2 separate regions of the Homo sapiens genome follow, and region 2 is linked to region 1. A link is an interaction called in ENCODE POLR2A ChIA-PET data of the cell type or tissue named here. Cell type or tissue: Caco-2. All regions are shown on one strand. Each heading gives the region's core, and the rest is flanking DNA. Links, peaks and the distances in the headings are about the cores only.

Region 1 (4,395 bases), core at 277-4,276:
GGTACTAATCTTTTCTAGGCTTCAGTTTTTTCCCATGTAAAACTGGGATCATAAGAATAACAGCAACAACTAGTATTCTATTATCACCTGCAAATAAGGATTATAGAATGTTTCTGAGTCCAGCATGCATTTTGCTGCTGTGAGAACAGTCATCACAAACATTGCCAAGGGGATGGGCTGCTTATGCCCCTTCTAAACATAGCTGGGAGAGGTTGTCAATGCTTACCGTAACTCTCTGTGCGAACATGCAGGGCCACCTAGGCCAAGCTGTGTTGCCAGTAAAAGGAAATGCCAGCCCCCTACTTTCTACCAAGACTTACAGGCTGAATGTGGGGCCGGTGGCTTGGTTTTGAAAACACTTCCATTCGTTCATTACCAAACCTAAAGCTTCTGGGCTGCTGTCATATGATGGCGTGCAGGAGCTGGAGCTCTCTAATAACTGCCCGACTGCTCTCATCTCGTGGCCGAGATGGCGGTCTCTGTTCCACCAGCTGTGGTCAGGAGAAAGGCAAATCCCAGAGAAAAATCACTTTTTTTTTTTTTTGTTATAGATGTTGGGGAAAAAATTGACCTTTAAAAAGTAGAAAAGATATCTTTTTCCTTTTGTTCAAATTCTGCCAAGGAGACTGAAAACCTAGGAAATCATTACCAATTCCTGTCTAGCCTACACCAGAGTTAGGGTGAATCCAGTTCAGTGTGGGTGGAAATAGTGATCAATGCTCGGGGAAGGTGATGTAAGTACTTCGACATGCTGGAAGGGATGCCTGGTCCCCCCAGCCTGCCTCCACACCCTTCACTTTGTTTACCTGATTTAGCAAGGGCTTTTGTGCTTCTCTGACTCATTTGCTAGGAAACTGAGAGGTGGGATCTGAGTTCTCAACTTGGGGAGTGGGGTTGGGCCATTATCCTTTCAACAGGTCTCAAAAACAATTGGCTTGATTTAAAAATAAAAAGTTACTTGAGATACCTAGGAAATGAGAGAATAAGAATGGAACCATTGAAATGTCTGGGTGTCTAAGGAATGTGCCTTTTCTGGATTTAGCTGTTTTCAATATCTCTAAGGAGGCTGGGACTTGGGGTGGGGGTGGACAGGACATGGGAAGGAGTCAGTAAAGTAATCATGTATGCTGGAAATTCAAGATAATCTCAAGCAATCATTCCTTTCAAAGTCTTCCTCAAAAATTTTACCAGGGTTAGTAAGGAGCTGAACTGCTGATTTGGAGTTGTACTTCCTTTTTTTTTTTTTTTTAAACCCCATCCTTTTAGACAGTCTTCTTAATGAGCAGGGGGTGGCTAAAAGGCAGGCAGGTTCTTAATGAGCAGGGGGTGGCTAAAAGGCAGGCAGGATGTGAGAACAGAAAGAAGGATAATCCACATAGATAATTGGGCTGTGATTAATCAAGGGCAATATTGCAGCCCTGGTTCTTTTAGGGGAAGCGCAGACAGAAAACACAGGGAAGAGCTTGGCATTTCAAACTCCTGAAGCCCTAATGAAGAAGAAATGTGTTCATGGGAGTGTTAAGGAGAGTGTCATATCATAAGTACCCAATTAAGGAAGCCCTTGCAAGATTATTCACTCCCAGGAAGTATTAAGAAGGGCAGGGAATTTGTTCGTTTAAAATCAAAACAACAACAACAACAAAACCTATAAGTTTTATAGACATTTATTGATTGGCTCCCCAATATCTATCCATTCTCCCCTTCCCCTTCTTAACAATACCCCCAACTTCCTCCGGGAAGTCATCCTCCCTCCCATTTTCAGCTGTGTGCCACAGGTGCTCCACCCCCAGTGTTAGGGAGGGAGCGCGTGATCTACTCTAAACCAATCAGTGCATCACTCTCCTCCTGGCCTTCTTGATTGGCTCCCAGTTGGGACCATCACCTTCATCTGCCCATCAGGGCCAACAAGACTCTGTTTGGGGTACTGCTGGCAGCCATCTTGCCCAAAGAAAGAGAGCCTCATGTGGGCAAAGGCTGATGAGGAAAGGAAGCTGGGAAATGCAGAGGAAAAAAAAACCCCAGCCTGTTCACATTGTTTGCGCCACTAGAACAGCTCTTCCTAGAAGTCAGCCCTACTCTAGACCTTTAGATTAAACGAAGCCGATAAAATACCTTGCTTATGTGAGCAGTTTGGATTGAATTTTTCATTATTTGCAACTGAAAGCATTCGATTGGAAGAAACCAACAGTAGAAGACCAAATGGGACGCAAAGTCAGCATCGTTGCTGGGAGAGGACATAAAGAGAGGAACACCCAGTTGAAACTCCACAATGCCTTCCTGTTATGCCCCAGATATGGAGCAGCTGATGTAGTCACAAGCCTTAGGCCTTGTTCTTGCCCCTACAGAGCCTGAAGTTACGGAAGCAAAGTCCAAGCTAAACCCTGGATCAAGATTAGCAGCAGTACTGTACAGGCCACAGCCTGTACCTGTAAACTGGCCAATCATTAACCCCTGCTTACTCTTGATGTGCAGGGAGTAGCGTGAGAGAGCATTGGGGCCTGATGCAATTTATGCACACCTTCAGGAAAACTAGTGGCATCACCTCCTCATGAAGGATGCCAGTCCCTCTTCCCTCTGTTCTGACAAGTTACCAACAAGGCCAAATGTTAGCTTCTCCTTGATAAAATAAAAGAATTCTCATTGTGGACTGTGCATGACCCTCTGTGCCAACGTCCTTGTCCGAGGTGGGTGGTGGACTTTTAGAGGGAAATGCCGGCATAATTTGTTTTGTAAAGTCTGTTCCTGGTTTGTAAGTGATCTGAGACAGGATGAGCCCTGATTCCCATAGCATAGGACCTAACATATGGGAAGTACTGGCTAAATATTTAGTGAATGAATGAATAGGACAATGAATAAATGAACTCCTTGGAACTGGAGCTATAAGAACTGCCTCACCCAATCTCTCACTTTGGGGGATCCATAAGGAAGGGATATATAGAGCAGGGATGAAGGGAAGCCCCAAGTAAACTTTCCTAGAGGAACAGCTGCTGACCAACTGTGCGACCTTGGGCAGGTGATCAGGAGTCTCTGAGCTCACCATCTTCATCAGAAAACAGAGTACTAGCATCTGCCTTATAAGGTTGCTGCAAGGGTTAAATTAGAATTATGAACATGATATATCAGCACATAGCAGATGCTCAGTAAATGTCTATTGCTTTCCCTCCTCATCCCAGCCCTTGCCACTCCTAGCATTGGCCAGAGATGCACAATCTGTGGGAATAACTGCCTAGAGGTGCACTGGTGCTCCCTTTTGTCTCTCAGGAGTCTCTCTGCCATAAACGGCAGCCCTGCAACTAGGGCATCTCCTGCACTTGGGAACCATCTGAGTTTTCTGTGGCTGCTATAACAAATGACCACAAATTTAGTGACTTGCAGGAATACAAATTTATACTGTCACACTTCTGGAGACAGGAAATCTGAAATTAGTTTCAGTGTGCTAAAGTCAAGGCGTCAGCAGGGCTAGTTCCTTCTGGAGGTGCTAGGGGAGAAGCCGTTTCCTTGCCTTTTTCAGTTTCCAGTGGTTGCCTTTATTCCTTGGCTTGTGGCCTCTTCCTCCATTTTTAAAGCGCATGACTCCAAGCTCTGCTTCAGGCCTCCTATCGCCATCACTTCTGTAGCCACATCTCCCTCTGTTTTCCTCTTATAAGGACACTTGTGATTACATACAAGGCTCACTCAGACAAGTTCAGGATAATCTCCCCATTTCGAGATCCTTAACTTAATCATCTCTATTAAGTCCCTTTTGCGAGATGAGATAATGTTACAGTAGGTAGGCAGGCAGGGATGAGCAGGAAAAGATAGGGCCCCCACCCCAACCAGGAATGTCAGGTAACCATTAGGTGATGGTCAGGCAGTTGTTAAACTGTCTCTCTAAAATAATAATTAGTCACAGCCAGCACTAAGAAAAGGCAATTTTCCATTAGAAAGAAAACACCTGAAGTGGGTGATCAGCAGGAAGATCTCAGGAGTTGGGTGAGTGGACTTGAGCATGTGCACTAAGAGGCAAAATGGCGGAGTTTAACTGGTATGTGACCTTCCTCTACACCTGACTGGTAAGGGAAGAATGCCTCAAGTGAGCATGCATACAACTTCAGTGAACACACTGTGCATGCAGCCCTTCCCAAGTGCTGGCCAGCCACTGTACATGCGGACAGCCCACCCCAAGGGAAGAATCAGGGGAGAAGGAGTGCAGACCCCGGAAGCATGCTGATATGGTTTGGCCGTGTCCCCACCCAAATCGCATCTTGAATTGTAGCTCCCATAATTCCCACGTGTTGTGGGAGGGACTTGTGGGAGATAATTGAATCGTGGGGGGCAGTTTCCCCCATAATGTTCTCATGGTAGTGAATAAGTCTCATAAGAGCTGATGGTTTTATAAGGGGTTTCCCCTTTCAC
Region 2 (4,395 bases), core at 240-4,239, 90 kb after region 1:
CTTTTGGCTTGGATTTTTTTTTTTCAGTTGTGAATGCTTCCCAGTTTTTCCCATGTTCCTTCATAATAGCCCCCATGTTTCTAGAAGAAAATTTAATGTCAGTAATTAATCTCTATAAAATGTCTTAATTTCACAAAGTACATTTTATTTTAGCCAGAAGACAAGCAGCAGGATCCAGGATAGCAAGTAATAAAGTACCCCCCTGCACCCCGCCGATTTAAAGCCCCTTGACACATTCTACAACATGGATGAACCTTGAAAATATGCTAAGTGACATAAGCCAGATACGGAAAGACAAATTTGTATGATTCCACTTATATGAGGTACCTAGAATAGGCCAATTCATGGAGACAGAAAGTAGATTAGAGGTTACTAGGGGCTAGGGGAGTGTGGGGAGGGAAGATGGGCAGTTATTGTTCAGTGGGTCCAGAGCTTCCCTTAGGGATGATAGAGAAGTTCTGGAAATGGATGGCGGTGATGGTGGTGCAACTATATGAATGTATTTAATGCTGACAAGCTGTACACTTAAGGAGGGTTAAGACGGTAAATTTTGTTTTGTATATTTTACCACAATAAAAATATGACCAAAAAAGGAAATATACAGATGACTATAGTATGACTGTAATACTATATAAGGGCCATAAAAACAAAGCATATCATAGGCAACTGCGGTAGGGATAAATAATGAATTAAGAAATGGAGCTGCATACACACACAAAGGCACCTTGACACTTTAGGAATTTGGCTGTGGATAAGCATGATAAATGGTACACTTCTTTCACACTAAGAGGGAAAGCCTCTGTTCTATCAGGGTTCTATGAAAATTTTGTGTCTTTTTTTTGTTCCCCAGCCTGGAGTGCAGTGGCGTGGTCACAGCTAACAGCAGCCTCGACTTCCCTGGGCTCAAGTGATCCTCCCATCTCAGCCTCCTGAATAGCTGGGACTAAGGTGTGCGCCACACAGCCCACTCATTTTTGTTTTTGTAGGGATGGGGTTTCGCCATGTTGCCCAGGCTGGTCTCGAACTCCTGGGCTCAAAGCAATCCCAAAGTGCTGGGATTACAGGCATGAGCCACTGCACCCAGCTAAAAATTCTATGTCTTATTTTCAGTTGACAAAGATCCAGGGCCAAATATATGGTAGCATTAGAACTGGAGGTAGCAAGGTAGGGACATGTCTGAGTAGTAATGGCAGAAATTGCCCTGGGAGGTTAAGACAATACTAATGACAGGGAGCAGGAGACCTGAACATCATTCAGTGAGCTGGATTCATGGGCTGCTATGGGGCAACAGGGAGTTTCCTGACCACACATTCCCAGGGTGCTTATAGCTGTGGCAAATGCTACAGTTTCTACAATCTTAATATAGGGCTTAATATCTCAGAGCAGATGGACTGCTTCATTTGTCTGTAAGGCAAATTTGGTTCAAAACTTAAAATGCAGATATTTCATTTTCTTTAGAAGAATTATTCTCCTACCTCCCAGATTTTCTCCAGCTGTTCAAGGATGTTGGAAACCCCAGGAAACAAAGGTTGACCCTGGAACATTTCAATAAAGATGCAGCCTGCACCCCTAGCAAATGAAATAAGAGTAAATTGACACTTTGAAAGAAATCATACAAGCGAAACTGAACTACTAGAATTTCTCTTCCCAAGAAATATTTTAGGGAGAGTTAAATACGGACCACATGATATTAAAAGTCTTGGGCCAAAAAAAAAGTCCCTATGTCAAACAAAATAAGAACAGCCCACAGCTTTTTATTAAAATGGAACACCACGAGCAGCAGTTAGGAAAGCAGTAGAGTTAGCAAACATTGTAGATCATTCAAGCTCATTATCTGTTTTAGGAGAAGAGGGGAAAGTACTGTATCCCCAAATTTCATTTCATCCCCACTTTTCATTGAGTCTAAGATGCTATCATTGTAAGAAGCGTCATTGGTTTTTTGCCATTAAGACAAAAAAATGCAAGTTAAACTATGACATGATCAGAATGTTCATTTTATACTTATTGAAAGGGCTGTTATAAATTTAATTAAATAGAGATTATTTTCTCATATAGCATACTTGTACACGAAAAAGAGAAACATTAAGCAAAATAAATTGGTTTCGGTATTCCTAAAACTTTTTCACATTCAGCATTTGACTCAGACTCTTTGATGTCTACACTTACCCATGTATCATCCTCTATATTAAGAATTTGATGATGCAGCATTTCTTAAAATAATCCATAAAACAACAGAGAGTCATTGGTCCTGGGCTCCTAAGCTGGCCTTGCAGTTATGTAGTGTTAGCTTACTTTTGACTCCTGCTTAAAGAATGTTGCTAAACATGTCTGATTTACTCCTTCTCCACAACCATTTGGTTCCTAGGAGTTTAAAAAAAAAAAGAAAAAAAAAGGACTTTTCTTTGCAGAATTTTCTTCCAAGTCGCTGACACCAATTCTGCAATTTTTTTTTTTTTTTTGGTGGAATCTTGGTCTGTCGCCCAGGCTGGAGTGCAGTGGTGCGATCTCAGCTCACTGCAACCTCCGCCTCCCAGGTTCAAGCGATTCTCCTGACTTAGCCTACCAAGTAGCTGGGATTACAGGCACCTGCCACCATGCCTGGCTAATTTTTGTATTTTTAGTAGAAACGTGATTTCACCATCTTGGCCAGGCTGGTCTTGAATTCCTGACCTCAAGTGATCCACCCACCTCAGCTTCCCAAAGTGCTGGGATCACAGGTGTGAGCCACTGTGCCTGGCCATTCTGCACGTTTTGATGCTGGCTCATTTGATGTTCACACATGTGCAATTCTAACTACAGTCACAACTGCAGCCTGGCTGACTTATATTGTTAGATGCTACTGATTATAAGGTGCATCCTGATTTAATGGGAAATGTTCATCTTTAAATAGATTAAACAGTGAAATGTAAATTTTCTTTCATACATGGTCAAGCTGAAGGATAATTAGAGAGGGACAGGAAGGAGTAAGATTTATTTTGCTAATAAATCTTAGCAAAAATCAGATTTTTATTCTCATAAGTCTTTTGAGTATTAAAAGTGGTTCAGGTGACTGATTACAGAGACTATCCCCATGGCCCCATACTTCTCTCTCTCTCTCTCTCTCTTTTTTTTTTTTAACCGCAAACCTCTTTCACTATACCACATAATTTTGCAAACTCTCTTAATCATTTTGCCATTTTTGTGTGGCATGATAAAGAACGAAATTTAAGTAAAACATTTTATCGTAGATAATATTATTAAAAATTTATTATCAAGTTTATTTTAAAATATGGTCCTTAATATTATTCATATGTGTTTATTACATATTTTTACTTTTTCCATCTGACTGCAGACATATGGTCTTTTTTTTTTTTTTTTTTTAATACAGATGGGGTTTCGCCATGTTGTCCAGGCTGGTCTTGAAATTCTGGGCTCAAGCAATCTGCCTGCCTAGGCCTCCCAAAATGCTAGGACTACAGATGTGAGCCACTGTGCCTGGCCTGACAAACACTGTTTAGATTACTTTTCATTGATTGTGTAGGAGAAAACAGATTTCTTGACGATCAAGTTTAAAAATTGCTTTGTGTCTGGTTTGGGAACAGAATACATATTAAAAGAAAGACTGAAATTTATTTGTATCTTATCCTGTAAAAATATACAAAAACCCTTTTCATAATCAAATATTTGGTTTTAGCTTAACTGACTGGCTTGTTCTTAGAGTTTTGTTTAAAAAATGATATCAGACTGAGCTTTGCAAGCAGGTTTTTCCTCCAGCAAGCAACAGGTTGTTTTTATTGCCAATTTTTTTTTTTCTTTTTTTTTGAGACAGGGTCTCACTCTGTCACTCAGGCTGGAGTGCAGTGGTGCAATCTCAGCTCACTGCAACCTCCACCTCCCAGGTTCAAGTGATTCTCCTGCCTCAGCCTCCTGAGTAACTGGGATTACAGGCATGCACCAGCATGCCTGGCTAATTTTTGTATTTTTAGTACAGACAGGGTTTCACCATGTTCGCCAGGCTGGTCTCAAACTCTTGGCCTCAATTGATCCGCCTGCCTCAGCCTTCCAAAGTGCTGGAATTACAGGTGTGAGCCACCACACCCGGCCTTATTGCTGATTTTTAAAAAGCCAATTTGGATATAACAGCCCCATTTTATTCTTTTTCTTTTCTAATTTTTTTAATAGAGATGGGATCTCACTGTGTTGCCCAGGCTGGTCTTGAACTCCAAACCTCAAGCAATCCTCCTGCCTTGGCCTCCCAAAGTACTGGGATTACAGGTGTGAGCCACCACACGCTTGGCCTATTTTTTCTTTTCTACTGATTTCTGCTGTATAAGAAACATCTTGATATGTGACACAAGAATTTTGATCAGATAAATGTAACTTATGAATTTGGTAAAGTATCTTGAGGTAAATTTG

The links. ChIA-PET counts read pairs that join two places held together with the same protein. Peaks named below come from ENCODE experiments on the same cell type or tissue, not always from the same donor. Only the 100,000 strongest peaks of a DNase experiment are listed, where the experiment ranks them.
Region 2: POLR2A ChIA-PET joins it to region 1 with 6 read pairs; 4 of 35 experiments call an interaction of 5 or more read pairs at or near these places.

Annotation. Positions count from the first base shown.
Region 1 is chr2:201,935,010-201,939,404 of GRCh38, reverse strand. No RefSeq gene overlaps it. Among named protein-coding and RNA genes, the nearest start is that of FZD7, 97 kb to the left of the region's middle. In Caco-2, for the core only: no CTCF peak of the experiment used is centred there; DNase peaks (open chromatin) are centred at 778, 1,845 and 2,414.
Region 2 is chr2:201,844,555-201,848,949 of GRCh38, reverse strand. It overlaps CDK15 (cyclin dependent kinase 15), which reads right to left. Exons shown (of 14, transcript NM_001366386.2): 9 at 1,476-1,569. Among named protein-coding and RNA genes, the nearest start is that of CDK15, 40 kb to the right of the region's middle. In Caco-2, for the core only: no CTCF peak of the experiment used is centred there; no DNase peak of the experiment used is centred there.